Linked DNA regions of Homo sapiens: region 1 is linked to region 2. Evidence: chromatin contacts called from ENCODE Hi-C or POLR2A ChIA-PET data. All regions are on one chromosome and are shown on one strand. The core of a region is the stretch at or near the end of the contact, and the rest is flanking DNA. Distances in the headings are between cores, read along the strand shown. Region 1 has its middle 5.3 kb from the start of TRG-GCC1-5. Region 2 holds the start of C21orf91 (chromosome 21 open reading frame 91).

Region 1 (6,445 bases), core at 3,031-5,530, 360 kb before region 2:
ATGTAAAAGTGAAAGTTCACCCTAACCCCAATTTACAGAGGTACCTGTGAGTCGTTTAGCCCGTGTCTTTTTTTTTTTGAGACAGAGTTTCGCCCTTGCCCAGGCTGGAGTGCAGTGGTGCCATCTCGGCTCACTGCAGCCTCCGCCTCCTGGGTTCAAGCAATTCTCCTGCTTCAGCCTCCTGAGTAGCCGGGATTACAGGCGCCCACCACCATGCCTGGCTAATTTTTTTTAGTTGAGACGGGGTTCCGCATGTTGGTCAGGCTGGTCTCAAACTCCTGGCCTTTCAGGTAATCCACCCGCCTTGGCCTCCCAAAGTGCTGGGATTACAGGCGTGAGTCACTGTGCCTGGTTTTTTGTTTTTTGGTTTTTTTTTTTTTGAGATGGAGTCTCACTCTGTCACCCAGGCTGGAGTGCAGTGGCACAATCTCGGCTCACAGCAACCTCAGCCTCCGGGGTTCAAGTAGCTGGGATTACAGGCACGTGCCACCATGCCAGGATAATTTTTGTATTTTTAGTAGAGACAGGGTTTCGCCATGTTGGCCGGGGTGGTCTCGAACTCCTGACCTCAAGTGATTCACCAGCCTCCACCTCCCAAAGTGCTGGGATTACAGGTGTGAGCCACCACACCCGGCCCCTGGCCTGTGCCTTTACTTGACCTTTTTGTTGCTATGTGTTCCACATCTATAAAATGAGGATCATAATAGTACCTACCCAATAGAGGCAACATGAGAATTAAATTAATTACCGCCAACTCCATAAAGGCAGGGATTTTGTTTGATTTAGGGGTTTTCAACCTCTGTACTACTGATATTTTAGGCTGAATAATTTCCGGTAGTGGAAAGAGGGGCTGGTGTCCTGCACACTGTGGGTTGTGTAGCAGCATCTCTGGCTTCTACCCACTTCTACCTGCAACAAAAACTATTTATAGACATGGCCAAATGTCCTCTGGGGGGCAAAATCACCCAGGTTGAAAACCACTGGTCTAATTTACTGCTGAGAGCCTGTCACCCAGCACAGCATGCAATAAATATTTGTCGAATTGAATGAATGAAGTGAATGCATATAGGAAGCCCTCAGTAAGTGTTACCTATTTTTATTATACTATTTTCCAACTATATAAATTTCTACATAAGTGGGATCCAATTATGTGTACTTCAAGGCAAATTGCATTTTTTCTCTAACAATCTACCTTGGTCATACTTTTACATCACCACCACCATTTTATACAGTTGTATCTCGATTGCTTTCTATGGCGTGAAAGTAGTTTTATAATTCATTTATTCAATTCATTATTGATGTGCATATAGGCTAATTTCAATTTGTTGTTATAAATAATGCTACAAAGAACATTTTTCATTATGAATTTTTATTTACTGTCACATCCGGGGCTATGCAATGTATCATGCCCTAATTTGGAAAGGGATTTTGTATTAGGCAGGTTTCTCCAGAGAAACAGAATCAATAGGATGTATATACACACAAGGAAACTTGTTTATAAAGAAATTGTCTTACACAATTATGGGGGTTGGCAAGTCCAAAATCTGCAGGGTAGACCAGCTGGCTGAAGACCCAGGAAAGAGTTGATGCTGCAGTCCAAGTCCGAAGGTCATCTGCTACAGATTCCCTTTCGCGGCAGGTAGCTCAGTCTTTCATTCTATTCAAGCCATCAACTGATTGGATGAGACTTACCCACATTAGGAAGAGTAATCTGGGCCAGGCGTGATGGCTCACACCTGTAATTCCAGCACTTTGGGAGGCCAAGGCACGTGGATCCCTTGAGCTCAGGAGTTTGAGACCAGCCTGGGCAACGTGGCAAAATCCCAATTCTACAAAAAATACAAAAATTAGCTGGGCATGGAGGCGCATGCCTTGTGGTCCCAGCTATTCACAAGGCTGAGGTGGGAGGATCGTTTGATCCCAGGAGGTCGAGGCTGCAGTGAGCTGAGATTGTGCCACTGCCCTCCAGTCTGGGCGACAGAGCGAGACTCCATCTCAAAAAATATATAAGTAAATTAAATAAAATAAAATACAAACACAGAATTAGCCAGTTGTAGTGGCACGCTCCTGTAATCCCATGTACTCAGGAGGCTGAGGGAAGAGAATTGCTTGAACTCAGGAGGTGGGGGTTGCAGTGAGACGAGATCTGCCACTGCACTCCAGCTTGGGCGACAAAGCAAGAATCTGTCTCAGAGGGTGGAGGTGGGGGGTGGGGAAAGAACTACCTGGGACTGCATACTTTATAAAGAAAATAGGTTTAATTGACTTACAGTTCTGCATGGCTGCGGAGATCTCAGGAAACTTTCAATCATGGTAGAAGGTGAAGGAGAAGCAAGCACCTTCCTCATGAGGTGGCAGGAGAGACAGAGGATGAGAAATGCTACACTTTTAAACGATCAGATCTCATGAGAACTCACTATCACAAGAACAGCATGGGGGAAACCACCCCCATGATCCAATCACCTCCCACCAGGTCCCACCCTCAACATGTGGGGATTACAGTTAGAGATGAGATTTGAGTGGGGACACAAAGCCAAACCATATCATCCTGTCTTAAAAATGAAAAAAGTAATGGTAACCTGTCTTATTCAAAGTCCACCAACTTGAATGTCAATTTCATCCAAAAACACGCTCTCAGAAACATCCAGAATAATGTTTGATCATATATCTGGGTACTACGACCCAGCCAAGTTAAAGAAAATAAAATTAGCCCAGTGCAGTAGCTCACGCCTGTAATCCCAGCATTTTGGGAGGCTGAGGCGGGTAGATTGCTTGAGCCCAGGAGTTCAAGACCAGCTTGGACAACATGGAGAAACTCCGTTTCTACAAAGAGATAAAAAATTAGCAGGGCATGGTGGCGCACACCTGTAGTCCCTGCTATTAAGGAGGCTGAGATGGAAGGATTGCTTGAGCCTGGGAGATTGAGGCTACAGGGTGCTGTGATTGTGCTACTGCACTCCAGCCTGGATGATTGAGTGAGAGCCTGTCTCAAAAAAAAAAAAAAAAATCCATTCCAAATCAGGAGTGCTGGTAAAAAAAAAAAAGAAAAAAGAAAATTTATCACACATAAAATTAATCATCACAGATTCCTTGCCAACACATCAGCAGAACTGTCTGACCACCCAAAAAGAGAACTGTTGATGTGAATTGTATGCTAACCAGGGGCCTGGACTGGACAACCTCTCTATGCACGTGGGGTTCTGAGTCTGGAAAGAGATGCCATCTGAGAATGGTGACATATGTCTTTCTCTTTCTTCCTAACCGTGGCTACAGACTAGTCTATTTTTGTGGTTTATCTGCCTACTGTTTAGAATTATTCTGTTTTCTTGGGGCTGTCAGGCACTCAACTGACACTTCTTGATGCTATTGCTGTGTCTGCCTTGAGCAGCTAATGATGGATGTGAAAACCCTTTTATAATTGTTCATTCCAAAGGAAATGTGCAGCCACATGCTCCTGTGGTCTCCTGTGGGCTAAATAAACCCTGATAACCAAGCTTATTATCATTATGTCTAAAATTAAAGTAAACAAATAATGAGTGAGGGCTTGAGTGGTTTATTGTGGTTGAAAAGTACTGACTGACTTAACGCATGAATCTTATAACACCTATTTATATGGGTAAAGATTTGGAGGGTTATTCTAGTTTCCCATCTGGGTTCCAGATATGTGAGATTGCTGGGTGGGAGAATGTTATAGATTGTAGGTTTGTTGTCTTAAGGCAGGTAGCTGTCATTTCTGCCTAAATTATCTGTAAGGCAAGAAACCAAATATATAAATTAATACCATAAATAAGCAAACAAATAATTCTCTAATCTCAATCAATACTTCCCTACTTGTGAACTGAAGAATTAATACAGTCTCTTTGTTTGCTGCTTGGCATGAGTTTCCTTTACCTTTAAAATTAGGTTTGTGTTCATGAAACAAGGTTAGAAATTTAGGGAAGGGAAGAAATCTACTATTTAAAAATATATGACTATTTATTTTTAGCTACCACTTTTTAGCACCTAGGTATTAAAATACATAATAATTAGGAGCTAAGTGTATCCCATAATCTGTCATCATTCGCTCACTTCAAGAGGCCCATCATTAACCTTTCCATTAATTCTACGTCTTTTAGATCTTCCTAAATCAACACCTACTCTAAATGATTCCTCAAATTAAACCCTAGTTTTGCATCTGCACTTTCTCCGTTCTAGCCTGAAAAGCCTACAATCTTTTCTGTCTAGTCCCCATTTCTGCCTCACTCCAGAATCTGGCTTGAAGCCCTGGACTTTCTCGAACTCGATTGCTGGCAAGCAAGTCCTCCATCAAACAGATCCCTCACATGTCTGTGCATTAAAAATAGCTAATATGACTCACTGGCACTTCTTACTTACTCAAACTAAAGGACAGCATCTGTGCTTCAGGGATAGGAGAGTGAAGAGAGCAGAATGTGAAGAGGGAAACTACCAACATTCAAAAATCATTTTCTGGACTTGACATTGATGTTAGCTTTGTCCCTGGTATTTCTATCAGGAAACATATCTGCAAGTGATTGTATGTAGAATTATTCTTTCTTAGCTGATCTATCTGGGGAGGCACATTTTCAAGGATGTCTGCTATGGTGAATATAGCATTGCCATGCTTATTCATGGGTCCCACTGTTTAGACTAATATTATAATAAAGGTCCTAGTTTCAAAAATGCCTTTTGTCAAACTTTTGTCTGCCTTTGTGTCCAAAGATGAACCTTTTAATTCATTCATTCCTTCAATCAAGAAATCATTATTGGCTGGCGTGGTGACTCATGCTTGTAATCCCAGCACTTTGGGAGGCCAAGGGGGAAGATTGCTCAAGCGTAGGAGTTTGAGACCAGCCTGGGCAACACAGGGAGACTCTGTCTCTACAAATTGAAAAAAAAAAAAAAAAAAAAAAAAAACTTATGCTGAGGTAGGAGGATCACTTGGGCCCGGAATGTCAAGGCTACAGTAAGCCATGATCGTGTCACTGTACTCCAGCCTAGGTGACAGAGCAAGATCCTATCTCAAAAATAAAAAAAAGAAAGTATTATTGAATGCCTTCTAGGGCTGCCATGTTCTCCAACTTGTAAGGGCACCATTCTCAGTATAGTCTCTGGAGTTGAGCTCTAGCGGGGGCATTCCCTTCCGGGGTATATTGACTGAGGGACATACAATGGTATGTATGACATAGTCACCTATCTATAGCCCTCCAGGGGGGATTAAGAAACATTTTTCCATTTTCAAGTAGATTACTGTATGTTTATTTGTTTGTTTGTTTGTTTGTGTGTTTCTTTGTTTTGAGATGGAGTCTCGCTCTGTCACCCAGGCTAGAGTGCAGTGGCATGATCTCGGTTCACTGCAACCTCCGCCTTCCAGGTTCAATCAATTATCCTGCCTCAGCCTCCCAAGTAGCTGTGACTGCAGGCACACGCCACCATGTCCAGCTAATTTTTTTTGTATTTTTACTAGAGAGGGTTTCACCATGTTGGCCAGGCTGGTCTTGAACTCCTGACTCGAGTGATCTGCTAGCCTCAGCCTCCCAAAGTGCTGGAATTACAAACATGAGCCACCGCGCCCAGCCAGATTACTGCTCATTTGTTACTCATTCATACCTACTGGTTATTCATTAAAAATAGCCCAGGTTTATGTTTTTATTGGCCTTGTCTAGTGGCTTCCTCCATGTCCGGAGACTCTCTCTGTCCCTGATATGAAAGCACACTTAGTAATCAAACATAAGCACGGTACAGGCAGAGATTCGAAACCAACTATGAACCAGGAAATACAAATAATGACTTTCATATAAGGTTTCTGTCTTGTAAATGTTGATAATGCTTATCAGCTAAAGGAATAAAGTCCAGCCCTGCACCCAACACAGCTGACAACATGATCTTTGTAATCCACAAAATGTCAAGTATAATTACCCTGACCGTTCCTTCACTTAAAAAAAAAAAATCAAACTGGCCGGGCGCGGTGGCTCACGCCTGTAGTCCCAGCACTTTGGGACGTGGAGGCGGGTGGATCACGAGGTCAGAAGATCAAGACCATCCTGGCTAACACAGTGAAACCCCGTCTCTACTAAAAGTACAAAAAATTAGCCGGGCGTGGTGGCGGGTGCCTGTAGTCCCAGCTACTCAGGAGACTGAGGCAGGAGAATGGCGTGAACCCAGGAGATGGAGCTTGCAGTGAGCTGAGAACACGCCACTGCATTCCAGCCTGGGTGACAAAGCGAGACTCTGTCTCAAAAAAAAAAAAAAAAAAAAATCAAACTATGACAAGAGAAAATTTGTGTTTCTTTAACAGAACCCAGCCAGGAAGGTCATAAAATCTAGTCATGACAGGTTCTCCTCTCAGTAGAAAAACTTTTTTTCCTAATAGTAACTGACCTTTCTCATAATTTTTTTCACCCCGTCAAACATTTCGAAGACTTAACGCAACTACTTTTGTTAGTTG
Region 2 (7,419 bases), core at 2,951-5,450:
AATTGATTAGGAAACCAGTGTTGATTTGATGTAAGCAACAATCCAAAAAGTAGAAAATATTATTATTGTTTACTACAAATGTATGGACTCAAAACTAGCTTAACTGTTATTATTCCTCAAGAGAATTTATTTTTACTCAGCCTCTTCTCGGAGAAGAGTGCTTTAGACCAAAGCTAGCAATTATAAAGCTAAGAAATCAGGCAACTGCAATACTACCAAACTACAAAAAATTTACACTAAACTAGTAAAGTTAAATGTCATTTTTAAAAAGCCCCTCTTACATTCTAGTCTATTGACAGGCATTGTGTTGGGAACTTGGTAGAGGAAAGAAAACTTCAAAAATATTTTAAAAGATTTACCGACAACAAATATACCTTGTTATTTTTCTAGTATGTAATTATTATTATGACTTTTTTCCCCCACTGATTTCTAAAGACCCGTATACTGATATAAAAACTAAAATTTTGTGCAATTCAAGATCCTCATTTCCCTCCTCTTTTCTAAAATAATTTTTTTTTTTTTGAGACAGAGTTTTGCTCTTGATGCCCAGGATGGAGTGCGATGGCACAATCTCAGCTCACTGCAACCTCCACCTCCTGGGTTCAAGCGATTCTCTTGCCTCAGCCTCCTGAGTAGCTGAGATTACAGGCATGTGCCACCATGCCTGGTTAATTTTGTATTTTTAGTAGAGACGGGGTTTCTCCATGTTGGTCAGGCTGGTACCGAACTCCCAACCTCAGGTGATCCGCCTGCCTTGGCCTCCCAAAATGTTGGGATTACAGGCATGAGCTACTGTGCCGGCCTACAAAAATCTTAAACAAAAAAGTTGTAATACACTAGCTGATCACTGTAGTGAAAATGAAAATGCGTATTTGTGAGAGCTGAGAAATGACACCAGATAGAGAAGAAATTATTTGACTCTAATTTTTCTTACAAAGATTAAATTGGGATTTTAATATATAAAACCTTGAATATACATAGAATATTAAACGAAATAGTTCTAATTCAAATTGAGAATTGTCTTTTACACTGAAGGGAACTATGATTTCAAAAACAAAGGACTTATTCCATGCTTACATGCTGAGATATTATCAGAGCTGAAATGTTAAGAGATGGTACCTAAGGTAATATTTGTATATTCTCTATATAATGACTGAGAACCAGTTAAAAGGCTTATTTTAAAAAGCTAGAAAAGCAATTACGAAAATTTAGGGTTCTGTGGAAAAATTCGATCATGGCATGAACTCCATTAATGATGATTTGCCAGCAAACACTGGTTAGAAAAAGCTGGCTGAGAGAATAGCAAGGATAACCAATTAGGATTAGAACATCAGCCCTATTGCTATAAAATAACTATTGACAGTAGATCAATGGTATTAAGATCACATATACTAGAACCAGACTGCCAGGCTTTAAAGTCCAGGACCAACAGTTATGAGCTGTGTGACTTCAAACTGTATTTCTTAGGTCGCCAAGGTTCAGTTCTATCACATTTAAAATAGAAAATGACAGTAGTCATTCCAAAGCTATCTTGAGTTAAATAAGATAATCCACATAAGGGGTTTAGCACAGTGCCTGGCACATAACAACAGCTTGCCATCACCACTACAGCAACCCTGGGCAGTCCAACTTTTTGGCTGTTTCCTTAAATGTAAAATACAGGGTTTGGACTAGATAATTTCTAATGTCTTTACTCATCTAAAATTAAAATTCTACAATGTATCAACAATATACAAGCCAACTCTATTTCCAAAGAACATAAATTTGGATTTTCACCCCAGCATGATTTAAGTACTGTAAAAGAAACTTATTTTTAAGATATCCTTTTATTTTTATTTAATTTTTTAGAGATGGGGTCTTGCTATGTTGCCCAAACTGGACTTGAACTCCTAGGCTCAAGCAATCCTCTCACCTTAACCTCTGGAGTAGCTGAGATTGTAGGAACACACCACTGTTCCTGTTATGTCATCTTTTGAAATTAGCTATAATCACTACATTTATTAAAGCTGAAGTTATAGATATTCTATGTAATCCACAAGAAATCCATAATCTTCCATCACATACTGTTTGGTGACCATAATAATTTCTGAATAACAAGTCCTAACAGGAATTTCAAGGTATATAATCCCCCACTATATTTTTTTAAACAATAAGAACATTTCATACCCCATACTTAGTAAACAGAAAATAAAGATCATGAAAAATTTCAAATATATAATACAGAAAAAAGGAAAGAACTATTTTGAAACTGTCCAAAATCTAGAGGTTTAATAAAGTCTCTCTACTGATATGTTACAACTCAAAACTCAAATTACAGGCCAAATTTTTTTTGCAGGAATATTAAGGTTTTTTTTAGTATGACTCATAAATATCTAAACCAAAAATCAATTGTAATATGACAACACTAACTGCACCAACCCAAATAAATCCTTCCAATAGGGCTTTTTTTTGGGGTTTCTTTTTGGATTTGGAGAATTTTTCTTCATATATCTTAGGGACATTATTAAAAAAATTTTAAAAACCTTTTCAGGTTTTAAAAATTACCAACAGTGTGTGTGATCACTGAAAAGAGGTTAATCTAAAAATTTTAAAGTATTTTTCCAGATAATAAGATCATACTGGTGAGAAAAGAGTTCGGGCTCATCTCACTCAAATACTTGCATAATAGGCTCGAAAGAATAAAAAAATTGTTATGTTACTTCTTAATATAAAAAACACACAGGTCTGTTAAAATCTGACAATTCAATAAGCTCTCAAACCAGAAAACACGTTTCCCAGTCAACACTCATACTTATTTCTGTATTAGGAAAAATGGGGTTGTTGCAGGGGTCTTTAAAAAAAAAAGATTTCTCTTAAATTCGTAACTCTGTTAACTGCACCTTCATTTCCAGAAACCTTATCTTTAACAAATCTCTACACTATTCATACTTAGCACAATTTCCAATCATTGAAGACATTTTAGTTTTACCTTACAATCAGTACAAAGCAGCTGTGTTAAATTCATTCCATAAGATCAAAACTATACTGTGTCCTTACCCTCAATATTTAGCTCAAAACAAATGTGGCAGAAGGAGAGTGTTTCTTTGTCTGTTCCCAGTTTACAAACACTGCAAATGTTGTCATCATTCAAATCAATGTTTACAAACTGCTCCTCTTCGTTCATAGTGCCCCTATTAAGAAACAGAAAAGGAAAGTTACACAATTTCATGAACCTGCCTTTGGGGTAGTTCCCTTTACTGGGAACTTCTAGGAAATAAGGATGCTGTTCAGCTCATTTAAAGCAAAAGCTCCATCAAACAAGCATCGCCATACTTGCACTCCAACATTGCACTTTTCCTGTGGAAAGACACAAAGCTAGTAAAACTTAAAGCCAGGCCATAGGTGACACTATGTCCGTGTCTTTTTTGTCCTATAGTTGATTGGGTTAGTGGCACCTGAAGGAAAGAGATTTGCCGGCATTCTAGTCCTCCTCCTTCGTCCCCCAACCTCGAATAATCAGAGGGCTTAGCAGCGAGGCCTTTTCAGCTACCAGGTTCTGTCAACCTAGTTAACGCTGTGAGAAACAGGAAAAACGACCTGCACGGGACACTGCTTTGCTAACTTCATTGGGGGAACCTCAGATGCGCCTCGCGAACTCGGAGTTGCGAAGCTTCGCATCGAACGGAGATCGGCGGCAGCAAAATGCACGTGGGTACCGAATACCCGGGGAGGGCGTCCCGCCGTGTCCGGGGCAACTACACCGAAGGCCGAGCGGCGGCTTCACGGTACCGGCCGGGCACCGCCGGAGGGGCCCAAGCCGGAGCTGGGAGAGCCGCGGCATCCTGGAGCCCGGCGGGCGGGAGAGCCTCGTCCCATCGCTCCGGGATTCCTCCCAGAGGGAAGAAAGCGTCCGAGGGCCACGGCGGCCGGTCCGCCCAGCCTCAGCGTCTCGGGGAGCCGGGTCCTGGCCCGGCCTTCGGCGTTGGGGGCGCGCGGCCGCCCCCAGGGAGTCGCGGACCCAAGTCCGTCTTTCCGTCGGTCTGTCCGTCGGGGCGCCTGGCGCGCAGCAGCGCGAGGGGCCACGGGGCTCGGAACTCGAAGGAGGCGGAACGATGGGACTGGGGGTCGGGGCTCAGGTGGGATGGGAGCAGGGCTGCGGGGTCTTTACCGTCCGGCTCCGCGGGCCACCACCGCCGTTCCGTGCGGCTCGGGTTCCTCCACTATTGTTTCCGGCCGCAGCAGAGGCGGCCGCCGCGCGCCTGGCCCCGCCCTCTCCCGCCGGCTCCATCCCGTAAAGGCTGCGGGGAGGGTGGCGCGGCCGCGGGCACACCTGCGCGCTCGCCGGGCTGCTGTGGGTCCGCCCCTCCGCTCCTGCACCGACGCCGCACCTTCGCCTCGAGTTCTCCTGTGATCCCGTGTTTCCTGGCCGGAGTTTCTTACCGTTCTCTGGAACGTAGCTCCTCACACACCCCTCCTCGAGGTGCGTAGATAGACGAATCCGTTCCACCTCTCCCTTCAGCCTAGTGCAAACTACTGCCCCGGGGCGGGGGCCGCAGGCGGCGGGGGTAGGAAAGCCGCGGGTGGATGGCAGAACGGGAGAGGTGCGTGGGTGGCACTTTGACTTCAGGAGAAAGAAGCAGAATACTGTCACTGAACTTATAGTTAAGTGCCAGTTGAAGTATCTAACGAAGGAAAAGTTCATATTCAGGTGTCATGATAGAGGCATAATTTCAAATACAGAATCTTTTCAAATACATTATTTGTTGTGGGGCGCCCCTGCCCCCAATATGGTACATCCCTCAACGCCCACGGGAAAAATCCCGAAGCCCCACCTCTTATTTTTAGGTCCTGCTTGGTTCTCAAATTCTTTGCTTGACTTTTGTTTAAGCTATTCTGTTTTTTTTAGGGTATGGTTCTTGCAGTACTTTCACTTACATTTTCCATTGTAGTCCTCACAGTAACCTACAGAGGAGAAACAGGAACTGTTCTCTCATGTTGCAGCCTACGAGTAATTGACCCAGGTTATCACAGTTGGTTAGAAAAAGGCTGGGACTTGAACCGAAGGCTACTGACCTAAGATCAATGTTATTTTCTACAGCATCATATGTATGTGTTCTGGTTGCACTCACATAGAAAGAGGGCTAGCCTGTCAATCTACATGTAGGCATTCTTGAACTGATGGTTAGGAATGGACTGTCTAGATCTTGGAAACTTCTGGGCCAAATTAGCACTCCAGTTATGGCATTTGTGCCTCGCAGGAGCGATCTGTGTCCTTGCCACCTAAATTGTAGTAGATGAACAAACAACATTGACATTACTTGGTTTCCTGTTAGAAATGTAGAATCTCAGGCCCCACTCGAGATTTCCTAAATCAATACTTGCACTTTAACAAGACCGCCAGGAGATTCCTATGTTCATCGAAGTTTGAGATGCACTAATTGAAATGAAAAGCCTGTGCTTTTTCTCTTCGAATTTCTCATTCTAGGTAACTACGACTAAGATACCTTGCATGTTGGATTCTACCCATCTTTTCAATAAAAAGCATTCTTTTAAAAAGGACTCTTTTAAAGTGATTCAATAAAAGTGTTCTAAAATCACTAAAATTTAAAAATTGAAACAAGTTATTTTCACTTCTCAGAATTGTCTTCCTTCCTATGGCATTTCACATTGTTTACTTGCTATTCTTAAAACTCTTCTCTCTTGTTGTTGGCTTTTTAAAAAAAATCAAGGAATAATTTACAGAAATAAAATGCTTCCATTTTAAAAGCATTATTTGATGAGTTTTGGCAAATACATACACTTGAGTAACCACCACCCCAGTGAGGATACAGAACATTTCCACAGCCCCGACATTTCTTTCTGTTCCTTTCTGGTCAAGCTCCTTCAACATGGGATCTAATTTATATGACGAAGTGTTTTAGTTTTGTCTGTTATAGGAATTCATATACATAGAATTAAGCAGTGTGTGTTCATTTGTGATTGGCTATTGTCATGCAGCATGTTTTTGAGATTCACGATGGTATTTTGTAACAGTGGTTTCTTTTCACTGCTCGTCTTAGTCAGTTTGTGTTCCTATAAAGGAATACCCAAGGCTGGATAATTTATATAGAAAACAGGTTTATTTGGCTCATGGTTCTGGAGGCTGTACAAGAAGCATGGTGCCAGCATCTGTTTCTGGTGATGGCCTCAGGCTGATTCCATTCATGATAGGAGGCAAAGGAGAGCCAGTATGTGCAGAGATCATGTGGCCTGAGAGTGAGCAAGAGAGAGAGGGGAGGAAATTCCAAGCTTGCTCTCTCTTTATTTATTTTTTATTTTTTATTTTATTTTATTTAAAAACGAGTTCCACTGGGAATTAAGAGTGGGAATTGATTCACACCCTAGAGAATGGCACCAAGCCATTCATCAGGGATCCATAACTAAGCTCCAACCCCTTGCTCTCCACTCCCCAACCAAGCTTCACCTCCAACGCTGGGGATCAGTGGGGCATGGGGGCTCATACCTGTAATCTTAGCACTTTGGGAGGCTGTGGTGGGCTGATCGTTTGTGTCTAGGTGTTCGAGACCAGCCTGGGCAACATCGTGAAACCCCATCTCTACCAAAAAACCCCACAAAAATTAGCCAGGCAGGGTGGTGCATGCCTGTAGTCCCATCTACTCAGAAGGCTGAGGTGGGAGACTGGCTTGAGTCCTAGAGGTGGATGTTGTGTGAGCTGAGATTGTGCCACTTCACTCCAGCCTGGGTGACAGAGTAAGACTCTGTCTCAAAAAAAAAAAAAAAGAGAAAAAGATGTCCACACGCTAATTCTTGGATATTTTGAATATGTATGTAACATAGCAAAAGAGACTTTGTAGATATAATTAAGGTTATAAACTTTAAAATAGGTTTTCCTGGATTATTGCGCTGAGCCCAATCTAATCACATGAACCCTTATAACCAGAGATCTTTCTCCAAGTAAGCTCAGAGAAATGTAGCAAAGAGAAAGTCAAAGTGATTAGAAGCATGAGAGGGACTTGACCCACCATTGCTCTAGGAGCAAACACTGGTCTCCAGCTGGTAGCCAGCAAGGAAATGGGAGCTACAGTCTTTAAACTGCAAGGAACAGAATTCAGCCAACAGCCTGCATAGATTGAGAAGCTCATTTGAACAATCTTCCAACACTTTGATTTCAGCCTTATGAGATTCTAAATAGAGGAGTCAACTGAATCATGCTGTACTGGAATTTTTACCTACAGAACTGTGAGATAATAAATGGGTGTTGTTTCAAGCCATTAAACTTGTGTTAGTTATGCCAGCATTACAAAGATTGAATGTCGAAATTTTTAAAGAAGGTTGAGATTTATTTTGGGAAGATGTTACTCTAGTGGCTGATCAGCTTGCTTCTTTAGAGACTTGTTTGTAAACCTTGTGAGGGTCTACACTATCATTTTGTAATATGGA

The links. Hi-C counts contacts between places; a loop is a spot of excess contacts on that map. ChIA-PET counts read pairs that join two places held with the same protein, here RNA polymerase II (POLR2A). Pooled maps may share reads with other maps.
Region 1: a pooled map shows a loop between it and region 2 (2.8-fold over the local background). The contact joins the enhancer-like site here to the promoter of C21orf91 in region 2. A Hi-C loop is called at or near these places in 1 of 168 maps with a recorded cell type or tissue (HCT116) and 5 of 50 pooled maps. POLR2A ChIA-PET finds 5 or more read pairs at or near these places in 1 of 52 experiments (GM12878).

Annotation. Positions count from the first base shown.
Region 1 is chr21:17,456,896-17,463,340 of GRCh38, forward strand. No RefSeq gene overlaps it. Among named protein-coding and RNA genes, the nearest start is that of TRG-GCC1-5, 5.3 kb to the left of the region's middle. Within about 2 kb of position 4,281, at least 11 of the 41 ENCODE cell types and tissues checked have a DNase peak (open chromatin) inside an H3K27ac peak, as active enhancers do.
Region 2 is chr21:17,815,156-17,822,574 of GRCh38, forward strand. C21orf91 (chromosome 21 open reading frame 91) reads right to left here and starts at 4,201. Exons shown (of 5, transcript NM_001100420.2): 1 at 4,148-4,201; 2 at 3,037-3,170. The coding sequence starts at 3,163. The region is part of intron 2 of LOC124900465 (a long non-coding RNA gene); the gene reads left to right. RefSeq lists a silencer at 3,816-4,595 and an enhancer at 4,846-4,895.